Regions from separate parts of the Mus musculus genome. Here region 1 is linked to region 2. A link is a loop called in an ENCODE intact Hi-C map of the cell type or tissue named here. Cell type or tissue: left cerebral cortex. All regions are shown on one strand.

Region 1 (2,500 bases), 210 kb before region 2:
TTCTACCAAATATTACCATGCCCTTTAATCTACTTGTACCATAAAGTAATATTTCTTAATCCACTTTAAAAATTCTTTACTTCTGTAAAGATAAATGACTTTCCCAAATCTTGGGTTTGGCATGCAGTAGAGCTTGAATTCACACCCAAGTCTCTTTTTTATAGTCATTTTGAGTATTATAACTTTACTGTCTGAAATATGTACTTAAAACTTCCTTTCTTCCCTCCCACCATCCCCTCTCTTTCCTTCCCTCCTCCTCCTTCTCTTCTCCCTCTGACGATCCTGCCTCTCTCATTGTTTATGGAGACAGGGTCTCTCACTGTAGTCAGCCTGGCCTCAAACTGTGCAGGCTGGCCTCGAACTCATGGCCCTCTTCCTGCTTAGCCTTTCAAGTCCTCACAATTTCAAACACACTATATCCCTAACTGGGCTTCAGTAGTCACGTTTCAGTGCCAAATTTATTTCCAAAGGAATGCGCCTCTAATTTTATAATGGCACGTATAAATGAGAAATAAGGGGCTTATGGAATTTTGCTTCCCTGCCAACTCTGTGGGAGAGGCGTAAAGAGTTCTAAGTCTAGGATTGGAGCACAGACACAAAAGGCAGCAGCTGCTGTTTCCTGTAGGAGGCATTTGGAGGATCCTGACAGGATCTCACAAACCCCGGGCTTTGCAGCGGGGCAGTTATTGAAGGTAGAAGACAGGACACATCCTACACCCACAGGATGAGTTGACTCCTTTACTCAAGTCCTGTGGGCGACCTAAGTAGTAACGACAACACCATGTGAAACTAGGATGCGGCTCCCATGTGATCTTTTTCCTTTTATATGAAACAAAATAAGAGAATTCCAGGCCAATTTTTCCAGCGCTAAAATAAAGATGCCAGAAATAAATGGCAGCTGTTTAGCCATGTACAGCAACACCGTACAACAGTTCGGGACGGGAGGCAAGGATGAATTATGCTGATAGGCTGTGAAGTGGCGTGTTATTTGTGCCTTTTTCTTCCAGCCATCCTTCTTGCCTTCTCCATTACCCAGTCATTTTTAAATGATTCAACTGGAAAAAAAATGCAAAACGGCTCAATCCATTCATTTTCTTTATGTGCCCTTAAAATAAAACACCAGAGCTGTAATTTGCTAATCATATTTCATCACTTGTGACAATCGCTGCATCCAGCTATGGTTGGGGAAGTTGCTGAGCGTCTGCCTGGCTGTCATTCTAGGAGGAAGGCCCATTTTGGCAACAGAAGAATGTGTGGACAAGAGCCATTCACAGCATCGCTGATTCTATACCAAAAACGTAAGGCCCGGGAGAGGTTTGTTTTATCTTACAGCAGTTCTCCGTTTCTTTATGTCAGTGATGTATATTATTAACCTAGATGCTCAAAACAGTGTTTTTATCCATCCCATTGGATGAAAGCCGCGTGAATTGTATAAAGTGAAAACTTCCTTTTGTGGTGGTTCTAATTTCATCGGAAAATATCTGTATGGGTGTATCTGTTATTGTTCTCTCTGCTGTGAGCAAAAACCTGGTGGGATGCAACTCAGGGGAGGAAAGGTTTATTTTGCAAGGGTCTGAGTGTCGGTCTATCCTGGCAGGGAAGGCCTGGCAGCAGGAGGCTGCCTGCTTGCTTATATCATGGGGGATGGTGACAGAGAGATCAATGCTGGCTCTCAATAGGTTTCTCCCTCTGTGCATTTTTAGTCTGTACAGTACCTGGAATGGTGCCATCAACATCCCAGGTGGGTCTCTGCTCCCCAGCTGACCCTTCCTGAGTATTCTCACAGACACGTGCAGAGATGTCTCTCCTAGGTGACAGATGACGAGTTCAGTCAGGCTGTCTGTAAAAGTTAACCCTCACAGTCAGTGACTTCAGCAGTGGTCCGACTTCAGCAGTGGACTGGCATCGCGGTAAGTAGCCAGTGTGCTTGACACCTGATTAGTCTGTGATGCTGATGCTGCGGTTGACATCTCTAAGAATCCATCCTTTTCCTCGGAAGGCTGTCATACGCACGAACCTAACCGTTTTACCGGATGTTTCAGAAGACAAGATGCATTGCATTTAGTCTCTTGGCAATCTGAAGAGGTGGCCATCAATATGTCAGGGTTATAAAAGTGAGAGAGCTAAAGTTCAGAGATGTTCAAGCCACTTGTTAAGTTCCACAACTTAATGCCAGGTAACTGACTTCAAGTTCAGCCTGTCTCTCTTTGGAACACAGGGCTATTTCTCCGGAAAACTAAGAAGCCTTCACGGATGGCTGATAGATTCAAAAGTGCCTGTCAGATATAAGCCAAAGATGAGTTAGCAAATATAAAAAGGCACATGACCACAGAGCCTTGGGGTGGACAAAAAGACTGTCTCTTTCCCTTGGTTCTGGTTAAAAAGTATGAGCTCTTGAGAGCAGACCTTCAAATGGCATCCTTCCTTCTGTTTGGCCTGTGTAATTATTGGTGTGCCAAACCCTTTTGCTTTATTGAGAATGGAAAATTCACTAATTAAG
Region 2 (2,500 bases):
GGAGCTGGGCTGTGAGGCTGCTTTCGCTTTAACATCCTATTAGCTTGTTATCTTTAGCTTTTAAAGTCTTTCCTGGTTCCAAACCTACAGGCAGTGATGGTGAGTAGGAGGGAGGTTGAGTAAGATGTTCCTTAGTTGGGAGGCATAGCTGTTGGTGCCTTCCCCCTCAGTGATTCAGTCGTTGGCTGCTGTTGGTGTCGCTGCTGCCACTGCTGCTGCCACCGCTGTTATTTTCTTCTAGGGCAATGCTTCCGAAATGAATGCACAGTGGTAGCAAAAGTCATACAGTGTACTTAGCACAATAGATTCAGCCCTGTGTTTGTTTACCTGCCCTTACTAAATCACACTCTTGAAATCATCCTATATGCCTTTTGTCTGGATAACCTCAGATCTCGTTCAAGTGTCTACTGCATTGGGGGGCCGTTCCAAAGAATAGGGGAGATACTGGGTGGTCTTGAAAATGTGTTCAGTGGTGCAGCGCTAGAGGACTGAAGCTGGTATTGCTCTGAGCACTCACAAGTCCCCTTCATTTCACCGACAGAGAATGGTTCTCCCACTACCGAGTGGCTGGTGTAATAACCTGAGAAGATGATGTGCTTGCTGCCCCATGTGAATGGTGGGCATAGCTCAGATTTCCACGTGAGCTTTAGAGGCGACAAGACACCTATGAGTAGATGGATATCCCCACCAATAAAACGAAGGCTGTGAATTATAATGCTCTTGCTATCCAGGCCTCTAATGGGTATGAAGCCAATCCTCGAAACTCCTGCTAGAAAGGATCAAGAGGGACTATTTCTGTAGGTTCAGGATCTGTGTCGACTTAGGATCACAGGCAACTTTGCTGCCAAAAGAAACCCAGCACTGCATATTTTAGTTCCTCAGAGGACACGCAATGTTGGAAAAATCATTTTCCATCTTGCATCACAAAAAAGCCAAAGGAAAATCAGGAGAACTGTCACACTCTGTGAATAACTTTGCTACGTATAAGACAGGATTGTGTGCTGTGTGAGTGTATGCATGCGCACTCCATTCTTTTGGGAGGCACAAGGGAGAATTCCCATAGATGGGGGAGTGTGTGAGTCAGGGGATGTGGGAGAAGGCACGTGAGATCGTGGGATTACACTTAATTAGTTAAAATGTGTGCTTTATAAAAACCATTTTGCCAAAAATGAGCTTTGTGGGAAGGAGAAGGCAGCAGGGACGAGGCTGCGTGGGGGAGAGGGAGGACTGAGACGTGCCAAGAGCGAGGGAAGGCTTACTTGTTGTTGAATGTTGAATCCCACTGACGAGTGTGCCATGAGCCAATTCAGGGAAATTTGAATGCAAATTGAGAGAGTGCAAAACTACTGGGCCCTGATATTATGTAGAGACATTGTGTGTGTGTGTGTGTGTGTGTGCGTGTGTGTGTGTGTGTGTGTGTGTGTGTGTGTGTGTGCCCTATTTTTATAAGAACTCTGAACATTCCCCAGTGACTTAAAGTTTGGGAAATCCTTGCTTGTCTCCCTTTCCCATGTCCTGTCTTTCTATAACACAATAGTGGTGACATATCCCCTGGTCCTTTTCTTCTCGTGGGCCCTTGTGACTTTACCAAGTGAAGGCACAGAGTTCTTTCCTCTTGAGGATGCTATATCTTAGAAGAAAGAAGAGACCAGATTCTCACTAGACCATGAACATATTGACACCCTGTCTTTGGACTTTACAGGTTTTAGAATAATAAGAAATTATATCTTCTGTTATTTATAACTTCCCAAGTCTCAAGTATTCTATTATACTGGCTAGGATGGCACTAGCTACTGTAACAGCCTCCAACCTTCAGTGGCTCCGTGGATTTTGGAAAACAGACTAGACTGCTCCTTGCATCATGTGCCTGTGCCGTTCTCCTAGGGACTGGAAGTCCTTGGAGTCTACACTAGAATGTGAGATAGAGGGTGAAGAAGGGGACCATGCCTCTTCATAGCTTAAAACTCAGAGGTTACAGATATGAATTCCACGTGTACCCTCTGAGCCTGCCCCAGATGCTTGGATGTTTGGGGAACAGAGTCTGATCGAGTCACAGAAATTAGTGATGAAGACAGATCCTAGCCAGAATATTTTGCTACATAAGCAAGAGCTTGCAGTTTGAACAACAGAAATGGCTATACTCTACTACTGCCCACTTAGAGCAACCGCTCTTGACAATAAGGGGAAAAAATGACTAGACATCTTTTTCCATTGACCATAATGCTTTCTCCAGAGACAACAAAGGCAAAGCCCTAATATAGCATTTCTGTGAAATTTTTTAAATAAATGAAGTTAAGGATTCTGTGGGTTTCATTTTCCTTCTGTGTCCTCTGAGTTTGCCCTGCTCCTTCTCCACACCTGACACCCACTCCACCCTGGAAGCCCACTCTACTTCAGACACCAGCCTGTCCTCCCCACTGTTCCCTCTGGATTCATGATGTACATTCCTTTGCCATACGAATCTCCTTTCTCACACACATGTGTTTTAAAAGCCTTGCTT

Evidence for each region. Hi-C counts contacts between places; a loop is a spot of excess contacts. Peaks named below come from ENCODE experiments on the same cell type or tissue, not always from the same donor. Only the 100,000 strongest peaks of a DNase experiment are listed, where the experiment ranks them.
Region 1: a loop joins it to region 2, with 12 times the contacts of the local background. A loop is called at or near these places in 4 of 42 quality-filtered maps.

The regions. Positions count from the first base shown.
Region 1 is chr13:44,281,245-44,283,744 of GRCm38, reverse strand. No RefSeq gene overlaps it. Among named protein-coding and RNA genes, the nearest start is that of Gm29676, 22 kb to the right of the region's middle. In left cerebral cortex, no CTCF peak of the experiment used is centred here; DNase peaks (open chromatin) are centred at 685, 1,176 and 1,754; H3K27ac peaks cover 1,071 bases.
Region 2 is chr13:44,071,936-44,074,435 of GRCm38, reverse strand. No RefSeq gene overlaps it. Among named protein-coding and RNA genes, the nearest start is that of Gm33630, 27 kb to the left of the region's middle. In left cerebral cortex, no CTCF peak of the experiment used is centred here; DNase peaks (open chromatin) are centred at 88 and 1,077; H3K27ac peaks cover 1,157 bases.